Linked DNA regions of Homo sapiens: region 2 is linked to region 1. Evidence: read pairs that join two places in POLR2A ChIA-PET (ENCODE). Cell type or tissue: Panc1. All regions are shown on one strand. Each heading gives the region's core, and the rest is flanking DNA. Links, peaks and the distances in the headings are about the cores only. Region 1 holds the start of GSDMA (gasdermin A). Region 2 overlaps WIPF2 (WAS/WASL interacting protein family member 2).

Evidence for each region. Peaks named below come from ENCODE experiments on the same cell type or tissue, not always from the same donor. Only the 100,000 strongest peaks of a DNase experiment are listed, where the experiment ranks them.
Region 2: POLR2A ChIA-PET joins it to region 1 with 11 read pairs; 2 of 35 experiments call an interaction of 5 or more read pairs at or near these places.

What each region holds. Positions count from the first base shown.
Region 1 is chr17:39,957,670-39,966,335 of GRCh38, forward strand. It overlaps GSDMA (gasdermin A), which reads left to right and starts at 5,335. Exons shown (of 12, transcript NM_178171.5): 1 at 5,335-5,416; 2 at 8,014-8,232; 3 at 8,591-8,666. The coding sequence starts at 8,019. In Panc1, for the core only: no CTCF peak of the experiment used is centred there; no DNase peak of the experiment used is centred there.
Region 2 is chr17:40,246,997-40,257,016 of GRCh38, forward strand. WIPF2 (WAS/WASL interacting protein family member 2) reads left to right here. Exons shown (of 8, transcript NM_133264.5): 2 at 9,395-9,526. The coding sequence starts at 9,464. Among named protein-coding and RNA genes, the nearest start is that of WIPF2, 33 kb to the left of the region's middle. In Panc1, for the core only: no CTCF peak of the experiment used is centred there; a DNase peak (open chromatin) is centred at 4,785.

The DNA.
Region 1 (8,666 bases), core at 6,167-8,666:
TCGGGAGGCTGAGGCAGGAGAATCGCTTGAACCCGGGGGGCGGAGTTTGCAGTGAGCCAAGATTGGCACTCCAGCCTGAACAACAAGAGCGAAACTCAATCTCAAAAAAAAAAGAAAGAAAAAGAAAAAAAAATACAGAAAAGCTCCAACACATGCTCCCGTGCATCAGCAGGGGCTCAGGAAGAGGTGGGTTGCTGGGAGGATCACCTGACAGAAGAGAGTTCTCTGGGTTTGGGCTGGAGGCTGGCAGTGGCCTCCTTGCCCAGACAGGGCTGATGGGTAGGGGGATTGGCAGTGGAGGGGTGGGGGCAGTGAGGGCTGACACCTTGAAGCTGGATGCTGAGTTTGACACACTTAGAGCTGAACACTGATGTCTGTTCAGCCAGAGTCTGGGGAGGTCTTGGACTCCAAAGCTGATTTGGGAATTTGGGAAGAAACATTAAAGCTTTTTAGAGAATAAGGAAAGAGTATGGGAGCTTTACTCTGTTCAGAAAGGAGAATTTATGGAAGTATAGCTCACAATCTATGATCTGCACCCCCAAACATCCAACCTCCCATATGAGAGATAAAACACAGCATCCCTAGGAAGCATTATTCCTGCGCCTCCACCAGGCAGTCATGCCCCAGCCCAGCCTGTCTTCATCCCTAACCATTACCATTCCACCTCCTTTTGTTCAGGGCAGGTCTGGGAATATGTTCATGTGAGGGATCACTTCTTGCAAATGCTCCAGTTATCCTGCACCCTTCAAGTAGGCTCCAAATCCTACAACATTCTCCTTGCCCTCCCAACTCGCAGGGTGCCAGCTTCTTCCCATTCTGGCCAGAGTTTGTGACTTCCATGAACGCCCATAATCTACTTTTCTCTGTTTTCTCTGACCCCATGCTGAGGGGGAAATCAACAATAATAAAAAGGAGGCCAGGCACAGTGGATCACACCTGTAATCCCAGCAATTTGGGAGGCCAAGGTGGGTGTATCACTTGAGGCCAGGAGTTCGAGACCAGCCTGGCCAATGTGGTGAAACTTTGCCTCTACTAAAAACACAAAAAATAGCCCGGTGTGGTGGTGCGCACCTGTAGTCCCAGGTACTCGGGAGGCTGAGGCAGGAGAATCACTTGAACCTGGGAGGCGGAGGTTGCAGTGAACCGAGATTGTGCCACTGCACTCCAGCCAGCAATAGTGTGAGGCTCGGTCTCAAAAAACAACAACAAAAACAATAACAAAAGGGAAAATGAGTAAGGAAATAATGCCCTGTCCCAATGACTGTGTCTGTCTGCAGTGCACTCTATGGGTCAGAGAGACAGCAATGGTCCCACGGGGCAGGTGCCTGGGGCTTCCTCTCCTAAATCAATTCTCTCTCCTGATCCCTGTCTCCTAACAACCCTACATAGTCACAAGCTTGGTCTCTAAATCAGAGGTGATCATTGTCCATCACTACCTTAATTGACCACCAGAGGGAGGTAGAGAGCAAAGTTTACCGCCTGCCTGAGCAGCACTCACCGCATGACCAGGTCCTGCTTCCTTATTGTCTCTTTTAATTGACCTGAAGCGTCCTTACAAGGCAGTCTAACTTAAATATCCGCCAGTACAATTTAAATTCTGCCCCAGGCCGGGCGCAGTGGCTCACGCCTGTAACCCCAGCACTTTGGGAGACCGAGGCAGGAGGACTGCTTGAGCCTAGGAGTTCAAGATCAGCCTGAGCAACATAGGGAGACTCCCTTCTCTACAAAAAATTAAAAAGTGAGCCAGGCATGGCCGGGCGCAGTGGCTCAAGCCTGTAATCCTAGCACTTTGGGAGGCCGAGGCGGGCAGATCACGAGGTCAGGAGATCGAGACCATCCTGGCTAACATGGTGAAACCCCGTCTTTACTAAAAATACAAAAAATTAGCCAAGCGTGGTGGTGCGTGCCTGTAATCCCAGCTATTTTGGAGGCTGAGGTAGGAGAATCGCTTGAACCCGGGAGGCGGAGGTTGCAGTGAGCCAATATTGTGCCATTGCACTCCAGCCTGGGCGATAAGAGCAAGACTCCATCTCAAAAAAAAAAAAAAAAAAGCCAGGTGTGGTGACACATGCCTATAGTTCCAGGTACTGGGAGCAGGGAGCGGGCACTGAGATGAGAGAATCCCTTTAGCCCAGGAAGTCAAGGCTGCAGTGAGCCATGACTGCACCACTGCACTCCAGCCTGGGCAACAGAGTGAGAACCTGTCTCAAAAAAAAAAAAAAACAGAAAGAAAGAAAGAAAAGAAAAAGACGCAGCTGGGCACGGTAGCTCACGCTTGTAATCCCAGCACCTTCAGAGGCCGAGGTGGGTGGATCACCTGAGGTCAGGAGTTCGAGACCAGCCTGGCGAACAGGGTTGAAACCCCGTCTTTACTAAAAATACAAAAATTAGTTGGGAGCGGTGGCATGTGCTTGTAACCCAGCTACTCGGGAGGCTGAGGTAGGAGAATTGCTTGAACCCAGGAGGCGGAGGTTGCAGTGAGCCGAGATTACACCACTGCCCTCCAGCCTGGGAGACAGAGTGAGGCTCCATCTCAAAAAAAAAAAAAAGAAAAGAAAGAAAAAGAGGCAGGGCACCCTGGATGGGAGGAAGGAGCACCACCAAGACAAGCCTAAATGTGGATATTTTCATTCCAAAAGCACAAGAACTTCAACCTGGCTGACCCCACAAGCCCATATATCTCCTCCCTGCCTTGAACTCACCAAGCCCCCTGCTTGGAATACCAGTAGGCAGTCTGAGGGAATGGGACAATGTGGTGCAGGCAGGGTCGGGACGACACCAGGAGTGTGAGGACAGGCCCGGCAGAGTGCTCTGAGATCAGACTGAAGGCGGGAGAAATGAGAGAAGCAAGACTTCCCGGTCAGAGGAGAGAAAGCTGACTAGATGGGCTTTGCAGGTCCTTGGGGAGAGCAGAGCCACGTGTGGCTTTTAGATGCCACTGTTCTCCAGATCTTTGCAGAATCCACTAAACTAGGAACCTTGGCCTGCAGCCAGTGGGAGAAGGGTAGTCACTGGGAAGAAACTCCCAAAAGTCTGACCGAGGCAATGCTAGGCTGGTGAGAGGGTGGGAGTGGGACTATCTTCCCTGGAGCTGATTAAGGCATAAGGAGACTGCACAGCCTCAGGACTATATGCTGAAATGCAGGCATCACGTCAGTGTAGTGGCTGAGAGATACAAGGAGGAAGAGGTGGAAATCCAGGAAAACAGACAGAGATGAAAGGACTATAACACACACAGCAGGTTTCTATGTAAATATGTGCTTGTGATAGGGACCAGATGACTAACGACAACCTTTTTTTTCTTTTTCTTTTTTTTTTTTTTGAATCGGAGTCTTGCTCTGTCGCCCAGCCTGGCATGCAGTGGCACGATCTCGGCTCACTGCAACCTCCACCTCCCGGGTTCAAGTGATTCTCCTGCCTCAGCCTCCCAAGTAGCTGGGATTACAGGCACCTGCCACCACGCCCAGCTAATTTTTGCAGTTTTGGTAGAGATGGTGTTTCCCTCATGTTGGCCAGGCTGGTCTCGAACTCCTGACCTCAGGTGATCCACCCACTTCTGCCTCCCAAAGTGCTGGAATTACAGCCGTGAACCACCGCACCCAGCCTAACGACAACCTTCCCACACACTCAAGCCCCCACCTCTGCCTCTCCTAAGGAGAAGGGACATTTGATTGCTGGAATGGCTGGAGCTGTGGAAGGAGGATGAAGTATTGGGTGGCTGCAGTGAGCCATGATCAAGCCACTGCGCTCCAGCCTGGGTGACAGAGCGAGGCCCCGTCTCAAAAAGGTGTAGGGTGGATGGGAAAGTATGTAAAGAAAAAGAGAGTGAGCAGGGACCAGAGAGGCAGAGGCAAGGCTTGGCTTTGTTCTGTTTCAAGACATAGAGAAGAGATATTTGGGAGCATCTGTCATATTGAATGAGACTTTGGGGACACAAGTGGAGTAATGACTATTTTAGGGAGTTTTCCTAAGTGTGGAATGGTCTAGTCTCATTCACCATCAGCCCCTCAAGGAAACGTTCAGTAAAGATGGAATTGGCCGGGCGCAGTGGCTCATCCTGTAATCCCAGCACTTTGGGAGGCCGAGGCGGGCGGATCATGAGGTCAGGAGATCAAGACCCTCCTGGCCAACATGGCGAAACCCCGTCTCTAATAAAAATACAAAACTAGCCAGGCATGGTGGTGCATGCCTGTAATCCCAGCTACTCGGGAGGCTGAGGCAGAGAACTGTTTGAACCCGGGAGGTGGAAGTTGCAGTGAGCTGAGATTGCACCGCTGCACTCCAGCCTGGAGGACAGAGCGAGACTCCTTCTCAAAAAAAAAAAAGATGGAATTTACTCTTCACAGCATTCAGGGTTGCGTTTCTTTTTCCATGAGTGGTACTAAGAAGAGCCTCAAGGTGGGAGCAGGAAGGCTCTGCTGTGTCAGGTTATACCTGCACATATGCATGGCCACATGGCCCAACACTGTAAGGGCCTTGCTTGTAAGTCCCTTATTCTGTCCTCTAGCAATGTGACCATGTAGGCAACATTTGAAATTCCTTTAAAATTCCTTCTAGGCAGAGATTTAAGCTAAGAGGAGGACCTGAGTGACCTCTGGTGCAACATCTGAAAGCCCACGACAAGCCTCCTGGGCTTTTCCATGAATATCGCCGTGCCCCTGCCTACGGATATGCTGATGTGTGTATACAATATTCTGTGAGAAGCAGAGACGCTGAACACTAAACAACACAAACCCATTTGGTCTAACTCCATCTCTGCCTACTCAGACATCTGCTTCTAGCGGTATCAGAGTTATGTCTATGTAGCTAAAACAAATGGAGTAAGGCAGCAATACACACAGGCTGACAAGCCCAGGATGGAGGGCGGCACTGCAGATGCTCTGCTCTCTACTGGAATGTGTGGACATACAGGAATCCCTATCCCAGGACACCCGCAGACCCCCACCATGAATCCGAGATGCTCCCCAATGACGGTGATGATGACAGAACAGAGATGCCATCCCTGGTCACACACACACACACACACACACACACACTCCCACTGCCTCCCTCTGCACCCCTCCCAAAGGCACCTGCCTTCCTCTCCTCTCAATCCACAAGCCAACCTCCAGCTGCCACCTCTCTATCAGCCTTGGCTACCCCCACCCACGCTGGCACCTGCCTGGCAGCTCCCTATCCACCCCCTCAGCCCTCAGGAGGCCAGGGCACACGTGGAACAGGTTGATGTTGTTCTCCAGGAAGTGGAGTGGGAGGGGGGTGGGGTCACTAGGGCAGGCGGGGTCCCCGGAAGCCTCTGTCCCTGCATAAAGCAGCCTGTCCTGGCAAGGGATGGTCATCCTCTCAACCTACAGACCCAGTGAGCCCTAGGCCCTCACCCCAGACCCAGCTGCTGGATAGGACCCAGCCCCGCTCCCAGGTAAGAACTTGATGACAGCAGGGAAGGCAGGGGTGCTCTGAGGACACAGGAAGATGGGTGGACCAAGAAGGGAATGGAACTCCCCTAGAGTCCAGTGGGATAAGTATCCCGATAGGCCTTGGGGAGGGAAGGGAGAGGCAGGCCTGTGGACATCTCTCTGGTGAAGAGGAGGCTGCTGTTGCCCAAGCCCTTCCCAGGTGCACCCAGGTAGCACCAGGAGGTTGTCCTGCCCCATCCTGGCCCTCCCAGGAATGAGGGTGAAAAAAAAAAAGCACCTTGAAGCTGGCAGAACAGCCCCACGCATCTGTGCCGTGCTTCCTGCCCCCCCTGCTGCTGTGAAGTGCCTGTGGTGGATGTGGGATGCTTCCAAGCCAGCTGGTGTGGCCTCTTCCACCCACGGGGATAACTGGGGTGTGCCGATCGGCCACCCAGCCAGAGCACCTGGACTCAAACTTCAAAGACAGAGACTTAAGATGTTGACCCTCAGGTCAGGTGCGGTGGCTCACACCTGTAATCCCAGCACTTTGGGAGGGTGAGATGGGCGGATCACCTGAGGTCAGGAGTTCAAGACCAGCCTGGCCAACATGGTGAAACACCGTCTCTACTAAAAACACAAAAATTAGCTGGGCATGGTGGCAGGCGCCTGTAATCCCAGCTACCTGGGAGACTGAGGCAGGAGAATCACTTGAACCCAGGAGATGGAGGTTGCAGTGAGCCGAGATCATGCCATTGCACTCCAGCCTGGGCAACAAGAATGAAACTCCATCTCAAAAAGAAAAAAAAAATGTTGCCTCTCAGGTTCCCATGGGCCCCACATTCTCCAGGGCCCTCTCATCCTAGCGCACATCTCTCAGGGCCACATTCATTGGTTCTTTCCACACACATTTGCCAAGCTCGAACTCTGTGCCAGGTGTGGTACTTGCTGCTGCAGAGGTGACTAAGACCCATTTCCTGCCCTCTGGGAAGTCACAGACGAGTTGCTGATAGGGTCAGGTGAACAGATCATAACAAAGGAAGGTGCATCAGAAGAGCGCTTTGGAAACACAGATACAGTCACCAGCTGCCTGGAGGACTGAGGGAAGAGGTTCCAGGAGGTGACCTGAATTGAGCATTAGCGGAGGACTAGGGAGTCTTCAGATCCGGAAGCGGGTATTGTAAGCAGAGGGGGCAAAGGTGAAGAGCATCAAAATGCCTGGATCCTGGCTGGGCACAGAGGCTCACACCTGTAATCACAGTACTTTGGGAGGTCAAGGAGGGCGGATCATTTGAGGTCAGGAGTTCGAGACCAGCCTGACCAACATGGTGAAACCCTGTCTCCATTAAAAATACAAAAATTAGCCAGGCGTGGTGGCACACACCTGCAGTCCCAGCTACTCGGGAGGCTGAGGCAGGAGAATCGCTTGAATCTGAGAGGTGGAGACTGCAGGGAGCCGAGATGGCACCACTGCACTCCACCCTGGGCAACAGAGTAAGACTCCATCTCAAAAAGAAAAAAAAAAGTCTGGATCCAGGCATCCCCCAGGGGCTGTGAGAGGGGAGTGGGTGTACTCATACCTGTGGCACGCATGAGGGAAGGACAGGGTGCAGGGAAGTGTAACCCACACATGGAAAGGGCAACTGGGGCAGGTGAACAGCTTGGCCACCCAGGCTCTTGTTGCCAGCAGCATCTCCTTCCCTCCCCTGGTGTCCTCCGACTCTGGCTATTGCTAGTCTCTGGTGTGAGAGAAAGCTTTACTTCCATTGCTAAATAAATGCTCTAGACCAGGCGCAGTGGCTCACACCTGTAATCCCAGCACTTCGGGAGGCTGAGGTGGGAGGATCACTTGAGCCAGGAGTTTGAGACCAGCCTGGGAAACATAGTGAGACTCTGTCTCTACAAAAAAAATTTAAAAATTAGCCAAGTGCATGACTGCAGTCCCAGCTACTCAGGAGGCTGAAGTGGGAGGATCAATTAAGCCTTGGCGGTCAAGGCTGCAGTGAGCTGTGATCACGCCACTGCACTCCAACCTGGGCAACAGAGTAAGACCCTGTCTCGGAAGAAAAGAGAAGAAAGCAAAGCAAGGAAAGGCGAGGTGGAGGGAAGGAAGGAAGGGAAGGAAGGAAGGAAGGGAGAGGGGGAAGAAAGAAAGAGGAAAGAAAGAAAGAAGGAAGGAAGGAAGAAAGGGAGGGAGGGAGAGAAAGAAAGAAGGAAGGAAGGAAGGAAAGAAAGAAAGAAAGAGAAATAAATAAAGAAAGAAAGAAAGAAAGAAAAAGAAAAGAAAGAAAAGAAGTGCTCCAGCTGGGCTCCGTGGCAGTGAAGAAAATGAGCGTGGAGTGAGAAAAATGCCCTTGACAAAGAAAAGGGAGGTGTGGCTTTGCTGGCCATCTGTGGGACTTTGGGGCAACTCTTTCAACTCTCCAGCCCTAGGTTCCTCATCATAAAATGCAGACTCCCTTGATTCTTTCCAGCTGTGACATGAGACAATCCAGGCATCTCTAAGAGCTCCTCCTGCCTCAGAGCCGGGTAAACTCTCTCTGCAGGGGCCCAGCCTATATCCCGGGCTCCTTGGCAGCCTTGGCAGCCACCTTGACACTCTCCTGTCTCCCCACCTCCACAGAGACAATGACCATGTTTGAAAATGTCACCCGGGCCCTGGCCAGACAGCTAAACCCTCGAGGGGACCTGACACCACTTGACAGCCTCATCGACTTCAAGCGCTTCCATCCCTTCTGCCTGGTGCTGAGGAAGAGGAAGAGCACGCTCTTCTGGGGGGCCCGGTACGTCCGCACCGACTACACGCTGCTGGATGTGCTTGAGCCCGGCAGCTCACCTTCAGGTCAGCCTCAAGCGGGGCTGGGAACTGAGGGATACTGAGGGACAGGGGCTGGGCACCTGGCCTGCAAGGAGGACCTCAAAGCTCCCTCTGGCCAGAGGTGATTAGATGTCATCTAGCCCAAAGTCATCATCAGGAGCTGAGGAGGCTGGTGGTCGGGGGGATACCTCTCAGCTCAGCCTCTTTTATTTATTTACTTGTTTGTTTTTGTAGAGATGGGTTCTTGCTTTGTTGCCCAGGCTGGTTTCAAACTCCTGGGCTCAAGCAATCCTTCCACCTTGGCCTCCCAAAATGCTGGGATTACAGGCATGAGTTACTGCACCCAGCCAGCCCAGCCCCTTTTGTCTTTTCCCTCCTGCAGACCCAACAGACACTGGGAATTTTGGCTTTAAGAATATGCTGGACACCCGAGTGGAGGGAGATGTGGATGTACCAAA
Region 2 (10,020 bases), core at 3,426-5,925, 290 kb after region 1:
GCTACTTGGAAGGCTGAGGCAGGAGAATTGCATGAACCTGGGAGGTGGAGGAGGTTGCAGTGAGCCGAGATCGTGCCATTGCACTCCAACCTGGGTGACAGTGCGATACTCCGTCTCAAAACAAACAAACAAAAACACAAAAACAACTCGCTTGTTAAAATGGACATAGGTGTATGAAATGTTCCTCGAAAATTTAATTCTTATTTCAGGGTTTTTTTTTTTTTTTTTTTTTTTTTTTTGAGACAGGATCTTGCTCTGTTGCCCAGGCTAGAGTGCAGTGGCACAATCTCAGCTCACTGCAACCTCCAGCTCCCGGGTTCAAGCGATTCTCCTGCTTCAGCCTCCCAAGGTAGCTAGGATTACAGGTGCGTGCCACCAAGCCTGGCTAATTTTTGTATTTTTAGTAGGGATGGGGTTTCACCATGTTGGCCAGGCTAGTCTCGAACTCCTGACCTCAAGTGATCCACCTGCCTCGGCCTCCCAAAGTGCTGGGATTACGGGCGTGAGCCAACGCGCCTGGCCTTTTTTTTTTTTACTTTTTTTGAGACAGAGTCTTACTCCTTCACCCAGGCTGGAGTGCAGTGGTGCAATCTCAGCTCACTGCAGCCTCCACCTCCTGGGTTCAAGTGATTCTCGTGCCTCAGCCTCCCGAGTAGCTGGAGTTACAGGCGTTTGCCACCATGCCTGGCTAATTTTTGTATTTTTAGTAGAGATGGGGTTTCACCAACTTGACCAGGCTGGTCTCAAACTCCTGACCTCAAGCAGTCCACCCCCCTTGGCCTCTCAAATGCTGGGATTATAGGCTGAGCCAGTGCACCCAGCCTCAGGATAATGTTTAAATTGATACTAATGGGCCACCATAGGGTTAAGTTAGTAATTGTTAAATACTTATCAGAATGGGTGAAATTGCTGTCGAATTTAGAATCCAGTTTTAACAAAACCTACCCATTCAATTTTTACTTATTTTCATTTGTTGCAATTGTCTTTGGTTTCTTGCTGTTAATTCTATTTTTGTCTGAAACCTGGTTGAAAAATATACAAAGTGGACTTGGTCATTTTGAACTTTTTGTTTGATGTGAATGTTCTTGGGGTTGGTTGTTGTATTGAAAGGTTGTGAAAAGCTGATACATCAGTTTTTTTTTTTAATAAAAATTTAAAAGTTATTTCTTTTTTTTTTTTTTTTTTTTTTTTTTTGAGACTCTCTGTTGCCCAGGCTGGAGTGCTGTTGCACAATCTTGGCTCACTGCAACTTCTGCCTCCCAGGTTCAAGTGATTCTCGCACTTCAGCCTCCCAAATAGCTGGGATTATAAGCACCCGCCACCGTGCCTGGCTAATTTTTTTTATAATTTTAGTAGAGATGGGGGTTCCACCATGTTGGCCAGGCTGGTCTCAAACTCCTGACTTCAAGAGATCCGTCCGCCTCGGCCTCCCAAAGTGCTGGGATTATAGGCGTCAGCCACTGTGCCTGGCCTAAAAAATATTTCTTATTAAATAGAGACAAGGTCTCACTTTGTTACCCAGGCTGGTCTCTAAGCACATTCGATCCTTCTGCCTCAGTCTCTCAAAGTGCTGGGATTGCAGGCTTGAGCCATAATGCCCTGCCTGACTCTCTTTCTACCAAACATTTATGTTTCATCTCTGATGCTGTTAGAGAGATTTCATTTGATTTGAACTATGGGATCAGAAGAATTCCATTAGGGAGGAGTGTCTGGAATCTTTTTCTTTTGAAGACACAACTGTCTTCTCCTTAGATTATCTGGGAGATAGAGTAGTCAAAGCTGTTGTGGTTTTTTCAGAGAGGATCCTGAAATTTGTTTTACCTATCTCTGTTTCTTTGTATTGAGAAATGGTTTATTAGGATATTAAGTAATTAAACATATATTGAAGAAATAAAGATGATTTTCTTTTTGATATCTCAGATTCCTATTCATATGACTGATTCTTGTAAGGAAGGACTGGGACCTTAAGATTTTGCTGAGTGAGGGAGGTGGCCTGTTTTTTTAAGGTCAGTTTTTTTCCCTTTTGGGATTTTGTTCAGTGCTTTGATACAAAAACTGTAATTTACTTTGTAGTCAAAACTGAGATCAAAGGAAAGTACTGTTACCTGAGGCATGAAAATAGAAGATAGCATTAAGATTTAGAATTTTTCTTGATTTTCGTGTCTTTTTAAAATAACTTGCAATTGAAACCTGAGTTTTAGAGCAGCAGAATGCCATTTGAATAAAGGCCCCAGATTGTAGTGGTAACTAGGATACCTCTTAGATAATTTTAAGTGTACGAGAAAAGCAAGAACTAAACTGGATTCTTCATTTATCACGTGTAAAGGGTAGTAGTTGGTGTCTTTGTACTAAGGAAGTCTCCTGTTTTTAAAATGTAGGAATATTTGGAGTGAAACATTAGGAAATTGAATAGAAAAATAGGCTTTGTCTTTTTAAAGATGGATAGAAGGAAGCAGTTTTTTTTTTTTTTGAGATGGCTCTTCGCTCTTGTTGCCCAGGCTAGAGTGCAATGGCGCAATCTTGGCTCACTGCAACCTCTGTCTGCCTCCTGGGTTCAAGCGGTTCTCCTGCCTCAGCCTCCCGAGTAGCTGGGATTACAGGCATGCACCACCATGCCCGGCTAATTTTGTATGTTTGGTAGAGACAGGGTTACTCCATGTTGGTCAGGCTGGTCTTGAACTCCTGACCTCAGGTGATCTGCCTGCCTCGGCCTCCCAAAGTGCTGGGATTACAGGTGTGAGCCACCGCACCCTGCCAGGAAGCAGTTTTTAAAAGTGCATTACTTGAGTTTTATCAAGACTTATTTCTGAATTCTGTGATGAATTTGACATCAGGAAGATTTTTTTTTTTTTTTGAGATGGAGTCTCGCACTGTCACCTGGGCTGGAGTGCGGTGACGTGACCTTGGCTAACTGCAACCTCCGCCTCCCGGGTTCAAGCAATTCTCCTGCCTCAGCCTCTGGAGTAGCTGGGACTACAGGCACCTGCCACCATGCCTGGCTAATTTTTTGTATTTTTACTAGAGACAGGGTTTCACCATGTTGCCCAGGCTGGTCTCGATCTCCTGACCTTGTGATCTGCCCGCCTCAGCCCCCCAGAGTGCTGGGATTACAGGCCTGAGCCACCCTGCTGGACCGGACATCAGGAAGATTTTAAATAATACTCTCTGGTGTTTATTTTTAAGATATTGACTCCTGAGGATGTGCAAAGCGAATTTTATCATGTTTTTTTTTTTTTTTTTTTTTTTTTTTTGAGACAAAGTCTCGCTCTGTCAACCCAAGCTGGCGTGCAGTGGCGCATTCTCGGCTCACTGCAAGCTCTGCCTCCCGGGTTCACGCCATTCTTCTGCCTCAGCCTTCTGAGTAGCTGGGACTACAGGTGCCCGCTGCCATGCCCGGCTAATTTTTTGTATTTTTGTATTTTTTTTTTTTTTTTAGTAGAGACAGGGTTTCACCGTGTTGGACAAGATGGTCTCTATCTCCTGACCTTGTGATCCGCCCACCTCGGCCTCCCAAAGTGCTGGGATTCCAGGCGTGAGCCACCACACCCGGCCTTTATCTTGGTTTTTAAGATGGAAGGGCTTAAGAAAGGAATGAGAATTACTGTGTTTCCGAACTTGAGGCAGCCTCAAGATGTTTCTGAAAGTCAAGGTCTCTGAAGAGCACAGATGGTGAGGTTTGTAGTTCTAATTTAATAGATCAGAAAGGAAATACTTAAAATTCTGTAGAGAACCTTCTTGTTCTTTTCTAAATTTAATCTCAGGTTTAACCTCAAGACCATTAGATTCTTAGCTGCACGTGGTGGTGCTCACTTGTAGTCCTATCTTCTCGGGAGGCTGAGGCAGAAGGATCACTGGAGCCCAGGAGTTTGAGGTTACAGTGAGCTATGATGGTGCCAGTACACGTTAGCTATTAGATTCTTTTTTTTTTTTTTTTTTTTTTTGAGTCTCGCTTTGTCACCTAGGCTGGAGTGCAGTGGCGCAATCTCGGCTCACTGCCAGCTCCGCCTCCTGGGTTCATGCTATTCTCCTGCCTCAGCCTCCCGAGTAGCTGGGACTACAGGCGCCCGCCACCACGCCCAGCTAATTTTTTATGTTTCTTAGTAGAGACGGGGTTTCACTGTGTTAGCCAGGATGGTCTCAATCTCCTGACCTTGTGATCCGCCCTCCTCGGCCTCCCAAAGTGCTGGGATTACAGGCGTGAGCCACTGCGTCCAGCCTATTAGATTCTTAGTATTGCAATAGACAGTGCTTCCAGAAGGCTCAAATTTGTCCTTTGATTAATCACAGTTGGTTAGTGAAATTTGTCTTTCTGTTGTCAAATGTTATGAATTGTTTTGGTTCATTTTTTTTTTTTTTTAACTCAAAGTAGTTCTCAAAGCAGACCCTCTGCATTGGATTAGCGATTATAAGTCTCAGTCCTAATTTGATGTAAACAAAAAGCTTCTTTTGGGAGTTTTTCAGGGAAAGGAAAGTTGTTTTAATTTGAATTCACCTAAATGGGGCTGTTCTTGGAAACATATAGAGAACTGTTTGTATTCTATAACTAAGAAATTTGGAATGAGTTAAATTTCATTTGGGGAAAAATAGAAAATTGCTAAACCACACTAATTTCCAGGGGAGTTTTTTGTTTGTTTTCTCCATAGTGATTAGTGAAAAGGAAGAAGTCAGGAGACCTGGATATGAGGCCTAACTCTGCACTTTATTCCTGAGTGATCTTGGGCAGTTGCCCTTTGATGAGTCAGTTTTTCTCATGTACATGTAGGCACTCCCACTCCTGGGACTTCAGTGTCCTCACCATAAAATGGGAAGGATAATACATCATTATGTAATAAATGTCATTGATAGGAGTGTGTCATGCATACAATCCCTGTGGAGCCAGAAGAAAGCTTGAGAGCCACTGTTGGTAGTCAACACTAAAGTCAGTCACTTGATATAGATGGTGTTTCTTTGATTTAACTTTTTTTATGTACTTAATTTTTTAAGGGGTCTTGCTGTGTTGCCTAGGCTGGATCCAAAAACAAAGGCTCAAGTGATCCTCCCTTCTTGGCCCCCTGAATAGCTGCAATTATAGGCAAGCGCCACTGATGAATCTGTTTTTCAATTAGAGTTTGAATTGAGTCTATTTTAGGAAGGCATCTTTAACTGTGTAATATATTGCTTAAAAAAAATTGCTATGCTAGAGAATTCCTGCTTTGCTTAAATAAGTGGAGCACACTGACAGGCATAAGGCTGTTCCTTTTAGGTCATTATTCACCTTGTAGCACGGAGATTGGATCACCTATGGACATGGAAAGAGTAAAGGACTTGTCTGAGTCTTTTTTGGGTCATTCTAGGAGATCCTTTCAATTATGGCAATGGCCAATGGCTGATAGAACTAGAAACCCAGGCCGGGCATGGTGGCTCACCCCTGTAATCCCAGCACTTTGGGTGGCCGAGGCGTGAGGATCATTTGAGGTCAGGAGTTTGAGACCAGCCTGGCTAACTTGGTGAAACCCCGTCTCTACTAAAAATACAGAAATTAGCTGGGTGTGGTGGCATGCGCCTGTAGTCCCAGCTGTTTGGGAGGTTGAGGCAGGAGAATCGCTTGAACCTGGGAGGAAGAGGTTGCAGCGAGCCGAGATGATGTTACTGTACTCCAGCCTAGGCAACAGAGACTCTGTCTCAAAAAAAAAAAAAACTAGAAACCTCCTCAAAAAGGCAGGACCTCTGGTGACTGGAATTAGTTGAAAATGTTTGTTTCTGAATCAACTGTTATTTTCCCTGGTTTGTTTGGTTTTTTTTTTTGAGATGGAGTTTCGCTCTTGTTGCCCAGGCTGGAGTACAATGGCGCGATCTCGGCTCACCACAACCTCCGCCTTCCAGGTTCAAGCGATTCTCCTGCCTCAGCCTCCCTAGTAGCTGGGATTGTAATCCCATGTGCCACCATGCCTGGCTAATTTTGTATTTTTAGTAGAGATGGGGTTTCTTCCATGTTGGTCAGGCTGGTCTCGAACTCCTGGCCTCAGGTGATCTGCCCGCCTCAGCCTCCCAGAGTGCTAAGATTACAGGCATTAGCCACCGCGCCTGGACTTTTTTTTTTTTTTTGAGATGGAGTCTCACTCTGTCACCCAGGCTGGAGTGCAGTGGTGTGATCTCGGCTTACTGCAAGCTCCGTCTCCCAGGTTCACGCCATTCTCCTGCCTCAGGCTCCCAAGTAGCTGGGACTACAGGTGTCTGCCACCACACCCAGCTAATTTTTTGTATTTTTAGTAGAGACAGGGTTTCACTGTGTTAGCCAGGATGGTCTCCATCTCCTGACCTCATGATCTGCCCGCCTTGGCCTCCCAAAGTGCTGGGATTACAGGCGTGAGCCACCGCGCCCGGCCTATTTTCCCCTTTGTTTCCTACTAGCTTTCTTTGCTAATGCTGTGGGCACTTTGGAATGGAATGGTCACAGTAAACCCAGGGGATGCAAAGAAAAGAAAGGTTTTGTTTGTTGGTTTTTCTACTTCTTGTGTTTTCTTTATTTTAAATTCCTTTCCCCCACCTGGTGATAGATGTTCTGCTTATGATTTACTGTTTCGATCAATTTTTAAAGCCTCGTATGTTAAACGCCTGGCAAAGAAAGACTGCCCTTGGTTTTGAAAGCAGAAATAAAAAGGTATTTCCCTTGGAGGGAATTTATCGGCTTATTTCTTGAAGTGAGTACAGACACCATTCCCCACAGGAACCACTTAGCCTGAGGACTGTCCATTTTTTTGTGGTTAGAGGAAATAGCTCTGTTGGGCAGCCAGCCTATAGTGGCATCACACTGGCAGGAGTTGGGATTTTGAAGACTTTTACTGTCTCATTTCTGATCAAATTCTACTCTCCTGCAGTGGTTTTTGGTTTTATAGAACTGTTGGAAAAATTTCCCTTTCCTTTCATCATTCCCAGAGCATTGAGAGAAGTATTAAATTACTGCATTATTGACAGAGAGGTTTTGGTCACCCATGTAAGGAGTTCAGAACCAGGCCTTCCCAGTGGGCTGCCATGCTGGTTTGATTTTTTTTTTTTTTTGAGACAGAGTCTCACTCTGTCATCCAGGTTGGAGTGCAGTGGTGCGTTCTGGGCTTACTGCAACCTCCGCCTCCCGGGTTCAAGCAACTCGGCTGCCTGAGCCTTCCAAGTAACTGGGATTACAGGTGTGCACAACCATGCCGGGCTAATTTTTGTATTTTTGGTAGAGATGGGATTTCACCATGTTGTCCAGACTGGTCTTGAACTCCTGGGCTCAAGCCGTCTTCCTTTCTCCATCTCCCAAAGTGTTGGGATTACAGGCATGAGCCACCATGCCTGGCCTCCTAATCTTATTAATAACCTTGCTTAGAAGCAGTTCTTCCATGGATTGATTGGTGAGGTTGGTTACCATCTTGAACCTTTCTTGTCATCTGTAAGTTGTACTCATGGTGGCCATGTTATTTTGGCTTCCATTTTTTGGGGGGAGGGGGTCAAAAAATGGGATTTCCTTAAAATGGCTTTGTGGGGGTAGTTATTGTTCTTGAGTTCTGGTTTTAGTCTGATCTGTAAAATGAGGATTACTTGCAGACTATAATAGAGGGGCAACTATATAGTTTTTGAGTTTTAAGTGTTTGGTGATCTGATAAATGGCTGTCAGATTCCAGGGATGTGACTATACCAGATGTTGGTAAACTGTGGCCCATAAGTCAGATCTGGTCTACAGCCTGTTTTTGTATGGCCCATAAACTAAGAATGATTTTTCCTTTTTTTTTTTGAGACAGAGTTTCGCTCTGTTGCCCAGGCTAGAGGGCAGTAGCACTTTCTTGGCTCACTGCACCTCCACCTCCCGGATTCAAGCAGTTCTCCTGTCTGAGCCTCCCGAGTAGCTGGGACTACAGGCACATGTCATCACGCCCAGCTAATTTTTGCATTTTCAGTAGACATGGGGTTTCACATATTGGTCAGGCTGGTCTCGAACTCCTGACCTCAGGTGATTCACCTGCCTTCCTCGGCCTCCCAAAGTGCTAGGATTACAGGCTTGAGCCACTGTGCCCGGCCTGATTTTTACATTTTTAAGAGGTTATAAAAATCAAGAAAATGAGAAGATAAGCCTCAGACTGGGAAAAAATACTTGCAGAAGACATATCTATTAAAGGACTGTTATCCAGAATATACAAAGAGCTCTTAAAACTCAACAATAAAAAAGCAAAAACAACCCAATTAAAAATATGGGCCAGCCAGGCATGGTGGCTCACACCTGTAATCCCAGCTGTGAGGCTGAAGTGAGATGATTGCTTGAGGCCAGGAGTTGGAGACAAGCCTGCACAATACAGGGAGCACCCATCTTTAAATTTTTTTTTTTTTGAGACAGAGTTTCTCTCTTGTTGCCCAGGCTGGAGTGCAGTGGTGCGACATCTGCTCACCCCAACAACCTCTGCCTCCCAGGTTCAAGCGATTCTCCTGCCTCAGCCTCCCGAGTAGCTGGGATTACAGGCATGTGCCACCATGCCCAGTTAATTTTGTGTTTTTAGTAGAGACAGGGTTTCTCCATGTTGGTCAGGCTGGCCTTGAACTCCCAATCTCAGGTGATCCACTCACTTTGGCCTCCCAAAGTGCTGGGATTACAGGTGTGAGCCACCGTGCCCGGCCTAAATTTTTTTTTTTTTTTTTTGAGACGGAATCTCGCTCTGTCATCCAGGCTGGAGTGCAGTGGCACCATCTCGGCTCACTGCAAGCTCCGCCTCCTGGTTTCACGCCATTCTCCTGCCTCAGCCTCCCGAGTAGCTGGGACTGCAGGCGCCCACCACCACACCGCTACTTTTTTGTATTTTTAGTAGAGACGGGGTTTCACCATGTTAGCCAGGATGGTCTCGATCTCCTGACTTCGTGATCCACCCGCCTCGGCCTCCCAAAGTGCTGGGATTACAGGCATGAGCCACCGCGCCTGGCCCAAAAATTGTTTTTAAATTAGCTGGGCGTAATGACATGCATGCTTGTAGTCCCAGCTACTTGAGAGGCTGAGGTGGGAGGATTGCTGGGGCTCAGGAGTTCTAGGCTGCAGTGAGCCATGATTGCACCACTGTGCTCCAGCCTGGGCAATGGAGAGAGTCCCAGGGTCTTTAAAAAAAAAAAAAAAAAAAAAAAGGACACAAGGCCTAAATAGACACCTTACCAGAGAAGATAAACAGATGACAAGTAAGCATATGAAAAGATGTTCAGCATCATAAGTCATTAGGAAATTGCAAATTAAAACAATTGATTTAAACAGATTTACCAAGCCCTGGACTGTATCACAGTGGAACTAAAAGATAAGGTGTTCAGTCTCTTTTGATTACCATGCCCAGTTCTCTCATTCTCCTGGGCACTTGTATCTAATGGTAAAGCTGTTCTTAATGAGTTTCTTTTTCATTTGCAGGTATATGAATGACCTAAAGGTACAAATAAAGACGGAGAGAGAACAGTGCCAACTGGGAGCAGGGCAAGAATGCCAATTCCTCCTCCCCCGCCACCCCCACCTGGTCCTCCTCCACCTCCCACATTTCATCAGGTAGGTAGTCCTTCCATTAGGCTATCTCAAAACCTTTGAGTAAATAGGTTGATGGTCCTCACATACTTTTTTTTTCTTTTAACTCCTTTTGGTTAAAATTTCTAGATTTTCCTACTAGTAGCATTCCTATTCTTTAATTCTGTTTTTAACATTCCAGATTGTTATTCCTAGTATTAAAGGATACTTAGGGCTTCCTTGTACAAGACATAGTGTATAATCAATGACATGTGGTATAGGAAGGTGGAGAATAAACAAGTCCATCTTTTTCAGCTGGTTCTGATTCCTGAGAGGTCCTCTTAGGATCATAATGGCATGTCTGGTTTCCTTGTCCTGGTTCACTCTAAATGGAGATTTGGACAGGTGGCGTTGGAGTTGGAGCTAGTGTTTTCCCCTAAAACTATTTGCTGTATAAAAGTTAGTATGTTGTTTCTTTGGCATTTTTGAGAAAAGTGGTGAGGATTCCTTTTTTTTTTTGAAACGGAATCTCACTCTGT